2 separate regions of the Mus musculus genome follow, and region 2 is linked to region 1. A link is a loop called in an ENCODE intact Hi-C map of the cell type or tissue named here. Cell type or tissue: left cerebral cortex. All regions are shown on one strand. Links, peaks and the distances in the headings refer to the core of each region. The heading gives the core; the rest is flanking DNA. Region 1 has its middle 56 kb from the start of Ccl1. Region 2 holds the start of Tmem132e (transmembrane protein 132E).

Region 1 (8,802 bases), core at 490-8,489:
CCTGTCCCCTAAGCTTAATAGCAAGCCCTGTCTCTGGGGACAGTGATTACATCGGGTGTAAGTGAACAACTTGAGGTAATGAAATCAGAGTGAGCTCTGGCCTTCATCTTGCTTTTGTCTGACAGTCTATGGAGGGCAGGCTGACAAGGCTCTAGAGCCCTCTTGCTGTCATGTGGGACTCGAGCTGGAGTCATCAGCAGACACCGGGCTAAGAGACTGCCACCGTCCAGGATTACACTGGTGAAGCACTTAGATCTAGCTTTACCTGAAGCCAGGGGCTTTCCTGTTTGTTGAACCAGTTAATCCCACTCTTGATCAATGTAGTGTCCTGGCTAGAATGACAGCTTTTAATGGCAAGGATCTTAGGAAACAACACACACAGGCTGTGAGAGAATGGTGAAAGTAGGAAGTGAACAGGGGCAGCTGGAAGGATGGATCAGTGGGGAAGCGGTGCTTGCTGCATAAACATGAAAGCCTGAGTTCAGATCCCAGCTTGCATGTGAAAATGCCCAGACCAGGCTACACACACTCCTGTGACCCAGCACTGCTGGGGCCAAGTCAAAAGGATCCCTGAGACCTGCTGGTCACCAGCATAGCTTTGGGTTCAGTGAGAAACCCTGTCTCGGGGACATAAAACAGAGCCTGATAGAGCAGGACATCAGACATCCTCCTCCAGTTTCTACAAGGGCTTGCACACATACATGCACATATAGGACACACATATATGTGTGCACATGCATGCACATATCACACACGCATGCACACCGGTGTGCAAAGTCTTTGAGGAAGAATGTAGAGAGAGTGCAGGGGATGTCTGGCCCTCTTCCCAGGGACCTCGAGGCTGTATCCACCATGGGCCAGCCAACCACGAGACCCTCTGTACAATATATGAGGATCTCCTGATGCTCCAGCCTGAGGAACTGAGCTAAGCATGATAGCATCTCCCATGAATCTGCTTTCTGAGGCGTCCCGTGGAGCCACGAGAAATTGCAGAGAATCTAAATGTACAGCCGTCAAGCCTGGCTCCGTAGCCGCCTTCAGCATAGCGTTTACAAAGTGTGTGTAATAGCATGGAAAATAGTCGTGATAGTGTGAATGAAAGCAGGGCGTGAAACTGTGCAGTCAGTATAAACTCAGCTGTGTGAGAAGGGAAGAAAAGAATTAGAGACAGGACAGACCAAGGCAGTAAATGCATCCAGAAATGAGCATCTGGGAGCAGGGTGATGTCACTTTCTGCTCTTGGCTGAGTTTTCTAACCTATTTCCTCTGTGTGTGTGTGTGTGTGTGTGTGTGTGTGTGTGTGTGTGTGTGTGTGTGTTTTATGGGGGGTATAAGATGTCTGTAAGTATGATGTGAGGGTGTGTATATGGGGGGATGTGGTATGTTTTGTATGTGTAGTGTATTTTGTATGTGTCTTTATGTGAGTGGTATATGTGGTGTGAGGTGTGTGTGCATGATGTGTTGTGTGTTTTGTGTATGTATGTGGTTGGTAGCATGGATTGCGTGTGTGGTACATAACATGGTTTGTGTGTGTGTGCATGTTTATGTGTCCATATACACACGGGTACACATGTGTGTACAGTTGTAGGTGCACGTGTGCTCATTCATATGAAGAGGTCAGAGGATAACCTTGGGTGCTTCTCTGCAAGAACCCTGAGTTTGCCAATTAAGCTCGATGGACTGGCCATCACGTCCTGTCCTCTGCCTTCCTGGTGCAGGGGTTATACGTGAAGCCACCATAGCCAGCAGATTTTTCTTTACTTGGGTGCTGGGGATCTAATTCAGGTTCTAGTGCTCAGAGGCAAGCTGAGTACTATGTTTATAAAGCGATGGTGTTCATTGCTGGTGGTAGATGGAAAAAGAGACACCCCGGGGCAAATTTCTGAAATAAGAGACAGATGAGAGGGTACCACTCCCTTCTGTCCATGAAAAGACAGGAGACTTTGACCAGGCAATCAAATCTGCTCCCAGATGTTCCCTGCAGCAGCTAGTTTAAATCATTTGCATCTCTGAACCAGTGTGGCATGGTTTGTGTGTATGTTTAGGTGGTTTGTCTGTGTGGCATGGGGTGTGTACATGGTGTGAGGTGTGTGTAGTATGGAAAGTATGGTGTGTGTGTGTGTGTGTGTGTGTGTGTGTGTGTGTGTGTGTGTGTGTGTAATGTGGTTCCTGTGTACATGTGGTGTGTAGCTTTGTATCTGTGCCTGCTGATAGGAAGAGAAAATATCAGAAGAGATGCCTAGGAAGCTGGTTGTAACAGGTGTCAGCACACAGTGTCTATCCTGCTACACAGTTCACCCTTGCCAAATGAGGCTACTGCTCTGTCCTCAAATACACTGTTGCAAAGGCACTCTTGCCTGCCTGTGGAGACCCACTTTCGGAGCTAAGAATCGCTACATGCAGCTGGGAGGCTGCCTTGTTAGAGCCCCCTCCTCTCTGTGTCTTGTCTCATCCCATCTGCCATCGTCTCTGCCCACTTGGTTAAGCCATCTGTAAATAGCAGGACAGCCGCTCCCTGATGGCTCTGGGCTCTGCCCTTTCTGCTGTCTCTACACACAGACTGTTTCCTGCTTTCCAGAAACTCAGCCTGGCAAGCAGGGGCCTCAGATAACGGCTTTCTGAGGCTGTCAAAGCTCCCAGTAGTGATGTTCGGGAGGGGTCTCTAGTCTTAATGATTCATGTGCTAAGGACTGTCTTCTACAAGAGGATCAATAATCTTCGTCCTAGAAACAGTCCCCACTAACTGGTCCCTCCTCAAGGCTCCCTGGAGACATGATTCACTTCTCAGAGCAGATCAAGAATAGAGGTAAGGCTGGAAAGTCCCTTCGAGACAACCTGCCCCATGTGTTTTTGGGATACAAACAGAACCCAGAGCCAGAGTGAGTGGAGGCAGCAGGCCCATGGCCAAGTTCAATTTGAACCCCAGTTTCCCTAACCCTCCCCCATCACACACACAATTCAGTTATTCATTCTGGCTGAAGAAAGGCCTGTGCAAGACTGAGAGAGACAAATCACCTCTGGGGCTCTCGGCCTGGATGGGAAGAATTCATATCTCTCTTCACCACTACCTGGAGCCCTGATCCTCTTCTACCTTGACCCGAGTCTGGAGTCCTCAGGAGACTGCAGGAAGGGACACCCTGTCTCAGTAACTGATGCCATCCCCTGCTGACAACTACCGGCAAACCCCGATGTCCCCAAGCTGACACCCAGCCACACTCTGTCCTCACCACCGGCTGCATCTCCCTTCATTCCAGCCACATTGAACTGCTGGACCTGTCTAGAAAAAGCCCTGGACTGTTATCATGACCAGGGTATATTACAGAGAAGATTCAGAGAATCATTACATAGACACTGTGTGTACACTGGGCTGCCTCAGGCACAACCTATGCAGACATCCTGGGAGTCCATGGTCAACCAGCCAAGCCGGCTTCCTTGGCTACATCTGTTCTTTCTCCACCTGGAAAATCCCTTTTCTCCCTTCATGGCAGGTTGAGACCCACAGCCCTGGGAAGGAATAAGTGAGTCACTTTCAGTAACTCCACCTCTGCAGCCTAATGTTTTTCTCATCACTTCTGCCATAACGCCTGATACAGAGTCTTGGAGTAGGTCCCCTCAACTTCCACACTCACTGATGCTGGGACCAGAGGGTACATTGAGGCTGGGGGATGCTCTTTGCCCCAGGAGATGCCCTGATGCATTCAGGATTCTATGCACTGCATGTAGGTAGCAAGCCCATCCAGTTAACAGCTGAAATCTCCTGGCATCTTGCACACCACACCAACTGAGGACCAGTGCCTTAAAGTTGGATTGGGAGGTCTTTTCCTTCCTAGTAGAAGGAAAATTCTACTAGGCATTGGCTTTTGTGAGGGTGTTTAATTATTTTCTGAGCCTGTCAGTACCCAGCACACAGTAGAGAAAACTATCTGCTTAATAGATCCACAGAATGGGCCTTAAGAAATCTGAAAAGCTCCACTAGATGCATTACTAGTTATAACCACTAGAGGGCAGACAAGGCCTGCCAAAAGCACCATGCAAGCTCCAGGCAGAGCCAATGCTCAGTCAACGCCAGGGCCCAAGTTCTGCCTGACTCTAGGATTCCTTGCTGTTCCTTTGTCCATTCTCAGCACATCCAGGGCAATACTGTTAAAACAATGATGAGTCAGGTCTTGCCATCTCTCTATTCCAGAGGCCACCCAGAGCCTCCATCTTTTCTCTACAAAAGCCACAGATCTTGTAAGAAGAGCACAGGGTTACCTCTACCACTGCTCTCTCATAACTTCTCCAGAAACCCCAGCCCCATCTACTGTGTCCCCTTCAACTCCAATCAGGCCAGACACTTATTCCATGGCTGAGCGTCTCACCCACCTGAATACCTTTCCCTCTTTTCTCAATACCCTGTATCCCTTTATCTCTCCCCAACCCTCACTCCCACTTCCTGAATCTCACAGTCTAAATAAATGCACAAGAACCCATCCAGCAAGACCCTTCCTGAGCTGTCTGTCTCCCACTCCATCCTACTTGGCCTTCACCCCCATAGCAGTTATAGCAAGATGAATGGGTGGGTGGGAGGAAGGATGGAAAGATTGAAGGATGGATGGATGGATGGAAGGAAGGAACAACAAACAAATGGATAAATTGATAGATAATCATGGACAGGTAGGGGTTAGATGTACATAGACATATGGGTGAATAGATAGATGGATGGTGGCTATGGTGGCTACATGGATGGGTGAGCAGGTAGACACATGATGAGTACATGCAAAGGTGGGTGGGTGGAAGGGTGGATAATACTTCTCTTTCTCATTCATTGTTTTTCTTAATTCTCCAGTGGTAGCCTCCAGGGAATGAGTGAGGGTTTAGTCTCCTTTGATTCTGCAGCCCTAGAGCATGGTGCATGATGTCTGTTAGATGGTTGTGGGAAGATGAAGGAGTAACAGCAAGTTCTGAGCTGAGTCAGCTAAGGAGAACTGCATGATGGGATAGACAGGTTTTCTCATGCAAGCATCCTCCTCCAAGAAGTGGCCTCTGCCATTCAAACCAGACGACAGAATCACAAAATCCTGATTGGAAAAAAAAAAATGGGGCTAGAAAAAGGTATTTGCTGGCCCTGTTATTTGTGAGAAGGCAAACTCTGCACCCAAAAGTGAGGCTTAAATCCCAGCTTTGAACTTCAATTCCAGTGAGATGACAGAAGAGTCTCTCAAAGCCTCTGTAACTTTGTTTCAGAACTGGAAACAGTAGCGATAATATCAGATCACTGAGCCACCTGCCCAGCAAGCCCAGGTGCTCGTTCATCATGCAGGTCCCTTGACAGAGGTCTTCTATGCAAGGTACCTTCTACTGACTCAGCTAACGCCCAGCCTTCACTCAGAAGCTTGCCTGAATCGTGCTCTGGTAAGGTGTCCTGGGATCTCTGTCAGGGTGTACCTCAGCCCTTTCAATGGCTGTTCCCCCGGGATCTACACCTTGCGGATGGAGCTGTGTCTGGCTTCATCTCCCGACATTTTCAGTCCCTTACGGAGAACAGACTCTCACTGGAGAGAGTCCCTGTCTGTCTGATTTCTCTGCAGCCTCCGAGCCTGCCACACTCGAGTCTACATTCTCCCTCTGTCCATCCCCAGCCACCCTACAACCAAAGCTGAAGCCCATCTCCCAAGGCTTCAGTAGTGACTACCCAAGACATGCAGGGAAATGGACCCTGGTGTCTGGGGACCAAAACAGAACATATAACAAGGGAGGTCCAAGCTGTGGCCAGCAACAATGGGGGGAAGGTGGGGCACACAGAGTGACCAGCCAAAAAGATTGCATCCTTGGAGCTGCGGCCAGCAGCAGCAGAGCCTGGAGACATCAAACCTGCCAGCTAAAACGCCCCATGAATATTTAACAGCCATCAATATTTAATTAGTGCAGACAGATTAACTCTGAAATCACACACTGGGGCTAGGCTCCTCAGTCCTAGAGGGGGTGGGGGGGTGCGGAGTAAGTCCTGAGAGATGGCCCTGTTGTCCGCCATGAGGTCCCAATACCACCTTTCTCTCTCACCTCCACAAACCACCACACACACACACACACACACACACACACACACACACACTTACACTCACACCCCGCCCTGCATAAAGTGAGCAGCAATTGGAACAGCCAGAGAGCAGGAGAAACCAGGAGGTCTGTGTCTCAGGAGAAGGCAGGGACAGTGGAGTGAGGGTTGTGCCAGTCAGAAAGACCCAAACTGAGGCTCCTTCCACTTTGCATCCCCTCCAGCTCGGCTGGGGCCGCTCTGGACCTGGCCTGGCTTCAGGAGCAGGTGTGGGTGTGTAATTACCTTTGCGCCTTGGCGGGCCTGGATTAAGCTGTTTATTGCCTCGGCAGTAACACGGGGAGTCTTTTATCCCTTCAGTTTCTTTGAGTTTTATCACATCTTAGGCCACTTTTCCATTTAATGGAGTGTCCCAGTTCATCAAGTGCCTGGCCAACGCCTTTTAAACAAACAAGCAAGCAACATTTGGTAGGAGCTTTCGAAATGTCAAGGCTAGACCTGGGCTTTGCCTCTGAACACATCACCCTCACTTTGCGCTCCCAGGTCCATCCAGGCTGTACTTCCTGTCTTGGCTGCTGCTACCTCCTCCAAGGCCTGCCTCAGGGAACTTTTCCTCCAGGACACCTTCAACAACTTCCTTGTTTACACTCATGTTTGCTTCCCTGTTTCGCCGAGGCAAAGCTCCTCGAAGACAGAAATTCAAACTTCTGCATGCATCCTGCCTGACAGGGAAGGGGATGCTCATTTGTTTCCAGGTTAATAAACTTGAAGTGAAAAGAGGTTTTACTGAGGAGCTGGGAGGGCACACTATGTGCATGACTGTGGGAGCTATGAGGGCACACTATGCACATGACTATTTATCAGTTGGCTGCTGATACAAAACAACCACAAGTCCCCAGTGGTTTGTATCAATGAGTATTTGGTATCTAGGGTATATTCAACCAAGCTGACTTGGAACTGATCTAAATTCAGCTGTGCAATTATCCACTGGGCCACAGTAGCTAAGCAGCCCCGTCCCCCCCCCCCCCACTAAAGCAGTGGTTCTCAACCACTTGAGAGATCCTCTCAGCCTCTCTCACTTGAGAGAGCTCACAGTCCCTTGGAGAGGATCAAATAACTCTATCCTAGGGGTGGCTTAAGACCACCAGAAAACATATTGTTTACATTAGGACTCATAACAAGAAGCAAAATTATAGCTATGAAGGAGCAACAAAAATAATTGTATGGTTTTTGTGGTTGGGGGTCACCATGATGTGAGGAGCTATATTAGAGTTGCAGCATTAGGAAGACTGAGGACCACTACTTTAGAGGATGGAGCTGGAGCTCCTATCCTCTACCCCAGACGGTGGGCTGGCCAGGACATAGGCATCGCACAGCAGTGAAGGGGAACAAGAGGGATGCCTGGCCACATAAACCCACGTCATGCCCATGTTTGTGTGGCATTGCTAATATATTGCAGACCAGGACTTGAAAAGCCCAGTGGGGAAGCCTGGAAGCCTGGTCCTCACACAGCAGAGCCATAGAAGGGAGCAGGTAGGGTGCTCAGAGAAGGGACCAAGGTTTTGACTGACCACGTGGGGTTCCCATCACACGGCACAGGACCCCAGAGTGATGAGGCCCCGGGAGGGATGGGATCAGAACTGTTCAGTTCTACACACTTTATTCAACTTCACCCTGACCCAGTAAAAGGAACACCTGCATTAACTACCCAGCAGCAGGGACAGGAAATGATGTGAGCCCTTGAGTGACAGCCCAGAAGGCAAGCTGAGGGTCAGAGCTAAGGCTGAGGAACAGAGTAAAGTCAACTTTGGACACCTGCTCGCTCTAGGTAAGGGTGACGTGGGGGTGGGGACAGACCAGTGTCTCTTCCTGCTGGTGACTCTTTCCTGTCCCCACCCTCCTGAGAGTGTCATTGCTGGTCAACCTCTACCCACTTCTTTCTCCTCAGTGTGGAAACTCTGAAACCTTCCCTCTGAACCTCGAGTCAGTCAGTGCCATTAAAAACACCAACGCTTTGGGGCAGAGGTGTGACTAGAAGGAGGTGGCTGGCAGGTAGGAGACTCTCTCTCCATAAAGCCTGGAACCAGATACTGAGAGTTAGCCAGTATAGCTGGATAATACAAAAGAGCCTTTATTGGGATCAGAAATGCATGGGTTCCAATCATGCTCCCCCCACCCCACCCCCATTGGCAAGTTGAATAACTAAGGCAACACATGAACTCTCTGATCCTCCAAGTTCTTGTATGTAAAATGGGTTATCATAACCTTGTGCAGTGCTGTGAGGGGTGCCCCAAAAGCTAGAAGAACATACCTGTAAGGCACCCAGCATGGTGCAAGGGCCAACACAGGACCTCAACATGGGCAACATATTGGCTACTTTCCTTTTGCGTGTTTTTGAGGCTCAACTGTGGATTCTCTCTGTGTGTCTGTCTCCCTCTCTGTCTCTGTCTGTCTGTCCAGCGCTCTTTCTGTCTCTGTCTCTGTCTCTGTCTCTGTCTGTCTCTGTCTCTCTGTCTCTGTGTGTGTGTGTGTGTGTGTGTGTGTGTGTGTGTGTGTGTATGTGTGTGTTAGGAATCTTCAAGGCCTTGCTACCTCCAAACCCGCCCCCAAAATGCATATAGTTAAAATACCTGCCAAGGATTTAATAACTTCATCAACTAATTCTCTCCAGATCCAAGGTCTATATCCGGCCAGGGCGGTTTGAAGCCCACAGACATGACCCAATTGTTCTAAGAATCCACCCCTCCCCTTCATCAGCTCTACAG
Region 2 (8,802 bases), core at 467-8,466, 150 kb after region 1:
TGGTGGGATGAGGGGACAACAGGCTGAGTTGCTGTGGACAACACAGGGGTACAGGAAACAGTGACCCCTTGTTCCTGGACATCTTGTACTGGATCCTTTGCTCCAATGACTTCTCTAAGCTGAAAGTTCTGTGTATGCTTAGAACCCTCCTGGCCATTAAGTACAACCAGGGATAAACAGAGGCTGGCTGTCTGTGGAGCTCAATGGGATGCAATGGTCAGGTGGCTACTTATCTGACCTCTGGATCTCACATTTGGTTTGGTGCTGTTGGTTTCTAACCCAGTCAGGAAACATCTTGTCTCTGAGGCACCACTGGAAATGGAAACAGTATAGGGGCGAGGCAAGCACCCACCAGAATGCATGCAGATTCCCAAGCCCAGCGGCCAGCACCTCAGAGGCACTCCTGATGCTAGTGCTCAGTGCCACTGCCTCCCTGAGGGTTTGGAGGCTCTCAAACGTCTACCATCTGGGTGTTTGTCTTGCCCAGCCTATTCATTCCAATCCCGAGCACAGCACTCAATAAAAAGGATTTGTTCCTGCCTAGGGAGATGGCTCAGTGGCTCAAGTGTTGTGCAAACATGAGGACCTGAATTCAGATCCCCATGTAAAAATCTGGAAGTAGCCATGAATACCTATAACCTGGGCAGGGTGGAGGCAAGTGGATCCCTGCTGGTCTAGCTGAAACAGTTAAGTTCCAGGTTCAGTGAGAGACGCTGTCTCCCAAATTAAAAAACAAAACGAAACAAAGCTGGATAGCTAAACCAGCTTACACACACACACACACACACACACACACACACACACACAGAGAGAGAGAGAGAGAGAGAGAGAGAGAGAGAGAGAGAGAGAGAGAGGAGTAGTGGGTAGGGGGTAAGTACATCCTAAACATATACATACACCACACACTCACAAAATCAAAGTGGTTAATAAAATGGCAGAGTTAACATAGTGTGATGTTTGCAGTGATTACAAGAGTGAGGGCTAACTTAGGGAATCTGATGAGAAGCCCCAGGAGGTCCCAGGAAGCCCCCCCCCCCCCCCCCGCCTGTCTCCTCCTAGTGGTAGGCATTCTGAAAGCCAGGACACTCTCACAGGGGCTGGTCAGACAGGGAGGAAGCAGTACTGGCTCTGGATTGGGTCTTGATGAGCACCTGTGCAAGGTGCTGGAGCAGAGCCCCACTCCCTCCCCTCCCCCTACTCCTTCTTCTCTCTCCCAAGCATCACAAAGGAGCTGGCAAAGGAGATGGTCCCAGCCATTGACAAAACTCCATCCAGAAAGACACTCAGAAAGGAAAAACAGGAAGAAGACTGCCATGCATGCCAGCCCTCTCTCTGTTCCTCCCTACATCCCTTCCTCCAGCCTAGGCCCCATTTGACCTCTGCCATCTAGGTCCCCAGGGCATGGCTCACAGGAACTCCAAGACCAATACTTCTTGGTGAGACCACAGGTAGCTTATCACATGGCCTGGAAGATCATCCTCTCTCCTGACATCCTAGTTGTCAGGCTAGGGACAACTGGATAAGTACATTTTACTCCAGTTATCTTCTTCCTTGAACTCCAGAATGCAGCTGACAAAAGTAAGGTGTCCCTGCACAGTAAAACTGAGACTCTTTTGGTATTGTACTTTCCAGATGGCTCACTCCTCTGAGTTGGACGAGAGGAGTATGTGGAACCCAGGAACCGACTGGGTCATCAGGCATGCTGACACGGCAAGTCTTCATTGTTAGTGACGAACGTATCACCTTGGGAGGTATGGAAAGAATAGGGCTGGAGTCCAGACCACCACTCTGTGAGGATGACAGGATCACGGGCTAGCAAGAGGTCAGCAAAGTGCTTACAGCACAAGCATGAGGGCCCTAGTTCACATCAACGTCAAACATGTAAGAATCAGGCATAGTGAAGTGTGTCTATAACCCACAGGGTGAAGAGGCAGAGATGTGCAGATCCTTGGAATTGGCTGGCTGGTCAGTCTAGCCCAAACAATGAGTTTCGAGTTCAGTGAGAGACAACGGCGACGATGATGATGATGGTGGTAGTGATGATGATGGAGGTGAAGATGATGTAGAGAGAGATTGAGGAAGACAGTTCACTTTGACCTCTAGCTTCCACAGGCTTGTGTATATCCCATAAACACACACACACACACAAAGATGGCAGTACCCTCAGGTGTCCCCAGAGTCTAGTTCACATGCTTAGCATCTACCCTTCCCTTCCAGAACAGAAGATCCATGGGAACAAGGGCTAATTCTCCCTTGACACCTGTGGCATTGGAGACATCCACAGTACTGTTATGGAAGTTGGGGTGCAAGGAGGGGAAACTGAGTTGGTTTCTTCAGAACTCCATGATGCCCAGCCTACCAGCACCCTACCCAACACCGTGTGCTACTTCCAGCCAGGGCTAGGAGGGTAGGGTGGGCCCTCACCTGAACTGGCTCTTGAGTCAGCTACAGAAGCTGTGGAGAAGGGCAGCCTGGGCAGCATCTTAGAGGAAGCAGCTTTGTCTCCTTCATCCAGCCATCCCTAAGTTCTGGATCCCCAGTGGGCTGGTGGTCAGGGCCAGAAGGATTCTGCTTGTGTTTAGTGGGTCCTGTACTCTATGCCTCAACATCACAGATTGGGGGTGGAGGAGAGAGAGCTGGTAGCTGGCTTGCCTCTCCTTGGGATGGTTAATAAGCCCTTAGGTGACATTAATTGCCACCAGGCATTAGGGACCTAATGAGAATCATCTTCTTTGACTACTACAGCATAGTCTTTCCCCAGGGCCTCCAATAGACTGTTAGCTCTCCCCACTGAACCTCTGAGCTATGAGGGAGGAGCAAGAACAGCTAGGCAGGTTCCAATATGAAACCTAAGCAGGGATAGTCAGCAGCTGGGGGGGGGGGGGGCAAGGAAGGTTCCTATCGTCATCATCCAAACCCATTTTCCCAAAAAGGACACTCACAGGATCAGGAAGGCTAGAAAAGACCCGAGTATGACAGATAAAGTGTAGACGGAGAGTCCCACCAGCCATTGCTCTGATCTGTCTAGCCCATACTCCATCTGGTATAACGGGTGACTCTCAAGTTCTATTCTCTCACTATGGGCTATGCCCATGGGACAAGAGACTGCCCCTCCAGAGTAGGACTGATAGAGATCAGACCTCTCAGGATTCCCTCGTGACATCCAATAATGCTGTCAGATCATTGCCATTGATCTCATGCCTGATTGACTATTGGCGGTTGACGGTCGGGTCTGATTTGGGTTGCGTTCTAATGGAAAAGGCGCGATGGTGGGAGTGAATGTCTGCCTCACACCCCCCTCTCTTCAGCTGATGACTGGGTGAGAGTACAGAGGGGCAGTTTCTCGCACCCACCCACCCACCTCCGCGCCCGGACACCTTTCAGAGGTTTGCAAAACAACCTGTAGGCAGAGGCAAGTCTCTCCTCGGCCTCCAGCGGCGCCCCTTGCCTCTTACCCGAGGAGCTCCAACCAGAGGAGCTGGGCGCGGCAGCTTGTCTGATTCCCACCGGGTGCCCTGCAGACCCAGGAGGACTCAGAGGCTGTGGGAGGCTGCCCCCTACCCGCGCCTCGGATAGAACCACCGAAAACATCTCCGGCACCCTGCGGGGAGCTGGCATTCCCTGAAAAGGGACCTCGGTCGGCTTCGGCTGTGGCGTCTGCTCAGGAGAACCGCAGTCGCAGCAGCCGACCGACCCCTCTCGGATCGCACCAACCTTAATCTCAGAGGGGGAAAAAAATTAAATGTAAAGCGGAGTAGAACTGAACGGCGAGGCCAGCCCTGGGCCGGCTCTCATTAAGGAGCCGCGCGCGCCCCCAGGCTGGGAATGCGGAATGGACACGTGGACAGACAGGGGAGCCGGGGGAGGGGGAAGTCTCCGTGGCGCGCGAGCCGTGGGCTGCGCGCTCCGGGGCCACGTGATCACGGGGAATCTGGGAGGGGAGGGAGGAAAAGGGAGCGAGCGCGCCAAGCTGGGCGCCCGCCCGCTACGGTCCTGGTGGGCGCTGGATGCCGGACCGAGGAGGAGGGCAGCGAGCATCAGTGTGTGTGTGTGTCTTTCTTCAACCATTTACCGAGGAGCGCCGTGGAGGTGGCAGCGACTGCTTCGGTCAACTGTGGCTCCCCCGCCTCTTTTTTTTTTCCTCTGGTCCTTGATTCTTCTTCTTCCCCAACCCCACGTCCAAGGAGAGCTGGACCCCTATCGGCATCTCTATCTTTTCTAGGCCGCCTAGGTACCCGCTGCTGCCTCTCCGGCCAGGGGCTGCGCAGGTGCGGTTGCCTTAGCCCACTGGCCGCGCTCCCGCTTCTTGCCACCCGTAGCTGGGACTGGAGCGGCGATCTACTCGCCCAGACTGACTCCGAAAGAGCGACAGCCTGTGCCCTGCCGCACCGAGGCAACGGGCGAGCGGGTGTCCAGGGGCAAGGCGGGGGTGATGGGTAGGACGAGGGATCGGAGACTGTGAACCTCGGAAAAGTTCAAGGTTTGTGTAGGTTCCCCCGGGAAAGCGAGGAGAGGTGTGAGGCGGGGCAAGGTACCCCTGTGCTGAGACAGCGACACCCTACCGGAGAGGAAAGAAAAGGGTAGCCGGTGCTGCCGAGGGCTGACCACCCCATCTCTCATCCTACAACGCTTACGGGCTGGATACTGGAGGAGACGCTCTGGGAAGAAACGGCTCGAGCTGGGGCGCCTTAGCTGGCGCTTCCGCTCCTTCGCTTCTCCTAGCTTCATCTCCATGGGGCAGCGAGTGCCTAGAGCTCCACCCTTGCTCCAGCCACCGAACCCCAGCCTGGCCAGGCGGCGCCGAGTTGGCCTGTGCTAGCGCAGACCCCGGTCGAGACTGGAGAGAGTGCTGGAGTCCAAGACCGAGCACTGCGAAGGGACAAACATCTGGTCCCCCACCTCAGACGTTTCGTCTGGGCGTCGCCTAGGGTGGTGGCGACCCGCGTCGCCTGTCTCATCCCTGCAAGGAAACTTTTCCTTCCCCGGATGGATTAAAGTTGCCTGGATTTTCTCTCTTTGCGAAAGAAATCATCCGTTTCCTCCCGACCTGGGATTTTCCCTACTGCTGCAGGGCGCTTGGGAGAGGAAGAAAGCCGCGCTGTGCATGTGGGGTTACCACCGAAACCGAGGCGATTCGAGTTCGCGTTGGGGTTCTGTACCTACGAGCGAGTACGGATCTGAGCGGCGCGGCGAGGCCAGGGGCTTCGGCACGCGGCCCTCGGCAGCCACCGGGACGTTGGTGGCCACCGGGCCCTGGGACCGCACGTGCGGCTCCCCCCTCTCCTCGCAGATCCTGCAGGGGGCACCAGCCCGGGGAGGTGGAGACTCCTCCCGCCCCGAGCTGCGCCCCCGCCGGCTCCGAGGGTGTAGCCGGTGGTGCCCGGGACGCCCCTCCCCTCAAAGTGTCCCCGAATTGCGCTTTCTGGCCCCCGAAGCCTCAACAGACACAGCTGGGCGCCAGTGAGTTGGAGGCGACCGAGCCCAGCCTGAGACCAATTCGCCGTGGATCTCTACACCCTCGGACCCCTCCTGCCCCCGCTTCGGCCATGGCCCCAGGGATGTCGGGCCGCCGCGGCGCCGCCCTACTCTGCCTCTCTGTGCTGCTCGCCCACGGTAAGTGTCGCGGCGCAGACTCGGGGTGAAGATGCGGCGGGCGCCCCTGGAGGGGGCGCAGAGAGAACCGAAGGAAGGAGCACCTCATCCCAGTGTTCCCCTGGACTCTCCGCCGTCGCTACCAGCACGGTTCCCGGCTGCAGCGGGAGTCCGCTGAGGGGACCGAGGTCGGTCCAGGGGAGATTGGGGCGGGGGGGGGGTAGATTCCTCGGTCTCAGAGTTAGAATTCAGGGAAAAACCCGAGACCCTGGGGGCGTGTCAGCTCACGGATATCTAGAGGGGTGCGAGAGATCAGCTAGGTCGAGTCTCGGGTACCCGGCCGCAGCTCCCCATGCAGCGCGAGGGGCTGGGGACCACTGGGACCGGCGAGATCGCGGCTTCCGGGCCCGGCGCGCAGGCGGGTGCGGGCCGTGCCGCCGGCTGTCTGGCTTCCTGCGGCGGGCCTAGGACAGGGACGCGCACGGTTGGGGCCCGGGAGGCTTGTGAGCAGCATCTCAATGGCCGGCCGGCTCGCAGAGCAAGTCGGGCGGGGGTCTGGGCAGCGGGCGCGGGCCGGGAGACTGGCGGCGCGCGAAGGCAGCGGGGCCGCGCTCCAGCGTTCTGCAATCTGTTGCGTCTGCTCCCCAGGCTCGCCCTGGGCTCTGGGCTCTGCCGGAAAGGGGTGACGGAGGGAGGAACCCGGGGATGGTGCGCCCCAGCAGTGAGATGGGGGATATGAAGGTTGGAGGCAGGGGGTAGTAGGACAACCTCCCCCACCCAGAGTGGGAACTCAAGATGAGCCAGGAGGGCGCTGCGGCGGGCTTCCGCAAGCTGGAGATGCTCCAGGAGGAGAGGGGCGCAAACCTAAACGAGAGAAAGGGAGCTGTGGAAGCAAGGGGGCAGGGGCGGCGGGGAAGCGGCCCTCTGCTGCGCCCAAGTGAAACCAGCTGACCCGGGACAATTCCCCAACCAGCAAAGGACTAGCTAGGGATATAAGACTCTGATGCCCCACTCCCGAGAGGGTGAGCCAAGGACAGAATTGGAGAAGGCCTTAGTGGAGCGAGCCATCTGGATGTTTGAGAGAACCGTCCGTTTGTAGTGGTCAGCTTTTGCCCGAATCTGTGCAGTCCCTGGCAGCCTGATTTGAGTGTGCTGTGAACCTCCCCACGGTCTCTTAATTCGTTTTTGCTCCGCAACGAACCCCCCTCCGCGCCCCTCGCCCCGAGTAGGGTGTATTTTCAAGGTTGAAAGAGTAAAGAGAAAGTGGTCTCAAGGAATCATAGGGCCCAAGAGCTAGGAGGCAGAAGGGAACAAGCTGAAGCTCCTCTGGGTGTCTGGGTTTCTCCTGCTGTGGAGTAAGCTGTTTTGCCTTTGGTTGGATTCCCTGGGGATTGCTTTTCTCTTGATTCTTCACGGGAGCAATGAGCAGGCATTGACCAGCAGGAATAAGGTATGGAGTTGTGACTAGGGATGCAGCCAGAGAGAAATCTTCATCCCGCCCCCCCCCCCAGGATGGTTGACAGTGGGTAAGGGTAAGACAGCTGTGTGGGGCTGGTGGAGTCCTAAAGCTCAGCCTAGCAGGCTTCTTGTCTAAGCATGGCTCTTGCCCTTGTTGGAGCTCCATTCCCAGGTCATTTTGGCCCTTGGGTAGCTCAGTTGCTGTCCCTAGGTCCCAGCTACTCACTAGCATACTCTCAGGCCCAGCCACAGATCTGTTCTTCCTGACCTGCCAGAACTGTCTGCTTCCCAAGTCTTTGCCCTAGGCAGGCCTTCTGGAGCGTCTTGCCAGCTGTGAGCCTTTTATCTAGGGCTCCCGGCTGTCCCTGGGCCTAGGGTGTCCCAGAGCACTGAGCAGGGACGGTCATCCATAACCTGTCCACACACACAATGCTAGCACCGTGCAGGCATGCTCAAGACAGAGGTACCGACTTGCGGAAGGAAGGATAGTGGAGGCAGTACCACTTTGTCCCCACTCCTAGCTCCCTTTCTAAGTCCTTCTCTGAGATCTAAAGTCCCTTTGTCAAGCCATAGCCCCAGTTCTACTCTCATCCCACAACAAGCGAGAGCAAAATGAGAGAAATACATCTCGTAAAAACAAATCAAACCTGAGCCTCAGGCCCTCATCCTGCAGGACCGACTGCCTAATGCTCCTCCTGCCAACCTCTCCCAGTTAGAGGAAGGTATGTGGACATATTGTCACTCATGCCAATTCTGAATAGGTTTTGTAGGCTGTTCTGAAATCCAGAAGTTGGGGGCAGGGGCTGCAATTTTTAATGCCTGCCAGGCCACTGAGGTAGCGGGTTTCTGACCACACAGCCAGACAGGAGACCAAGCAGCCTGGGCTGCTGTTTGACAGTGGCGCCATTGGGCCGGATGACCTTGGGTTGCCTTCCTAGCATCACGTCCCCATCTCCCCTCCCCCGAAGCCACAGCATGTGGTCTCTGATGCACCACTTCCCTCCTCATGGTCTGCCAGACTGTTGGGCAGAGCCCTTGTATGACCAGAGAGAGCCCCACACCCCTTGTGGGCCCAGCTCAGGGTGGGCAGAGTGAAGTGTCTGGTTATCTCCTGCCCTGTTCCCAGTCTTAAGGCTACCTCTGAAGAAGAGCTAAGAAGGTGGTTTTCTTGTATCTGTCTCTGGAGAGATGAGGTTTTATCTTTAGTTTGAGGAGTCTGGGGGTCAGGGCGGTTGGTAGCTGTGCCTGCTGGAGATAGGATTGCCTGTTCTCTTACTCAGCAACTTTACTGGCTTCCTATGGGACCAAAGACCCACTCTCTGCCCTAGTATCAAGGTCCTGCTTGATCCTGGTCCCAGGTACATCTTCCCTAGAGTGCTCCCAACCTCTCTCCTTCTTCCATGTGCCTTATGAACACCCCTGTCTTGACTTACGAGTCTTCTGTAGGCAGCACCTCGACTCTGGAAACCCTTACCCAACCTTTAAAGCTGAGCCCCAATGGCAGGTCCCCCAAGGGACACTGAGGCCACCAACAGCATCTCAAGGTCCTTTCCTGGCTCTTCCAGCTGGTTGCCTCTTGGGCCCAGTTCACAGCCGGCATCCGCATGCATTAAGCCCCCCTCCCCAACCCCAAGGCTTTCACACACTCCCTCGTGGTAGTCTCATCTCCAGTGGGGCATACACAGCTCAGAAGAAATGCATGGGTGAAGCAAGAGAGGATAGGGAAAGAGAAGAGTCAGCTTTTATAAGAAG

What was found. Hi-C counts contacts between places; a loop is a spot of excess contacts. Peaks named below come from ENCODE experiments on the same cell type or tissue, not always from the same donor. Only the 100,000 strongest peaks of a DNase experiment are listed, where the experiment ranks them.
Region 2: it touches region 1 in a loop (3-fold over the local background); 18 of 42 quality-filtered maps call a loop at or near these places.

What each region holds. Positions count from the first base shown.
Region 1 is chr11:82,231,726-82,240,527 of GRCm38, forward strand. No RefSeq gene overlaps it. Among named protein-coding and RNA genes, the nearest start is that of Ccl1, 56 kb to the left of the region's middle. In left cerebral cortex, for the core only: a CTCF peak has its summit at 3,991 (motif pointing right); a DNase peak (open chromatin) is centred at 4,015.
Region 2 is chr11:82,383,501-82,392,302 of GRCm38, forward strand. It overlaps Tmem132e (transmembrane protein 132E), which reads left to right and starts at 5,400. Exons shown (of 9, transcript NM_001304439.1): 1 at 5,400-5,613. The coding sequence starts at 5,547. It overlaps Gm38577 (a long non-coding RNA gene), which reads right to left and starts at 3,940. Exons shown (of 3, transcript XR_880073.3): 1 at 3,456-3,940. In left cerebral cortex, for the core only: CTCF peaks have their summits at 3,578, 4,598 and 5,320 (motif pointing right); DNase peaks (open chromatin) are centred at 3,859, 4,529, 5,291, 6,176 and 1 more place; H3K4me3 peaks cover 3,647 bases; H3K27ac peaks cover 861 bases.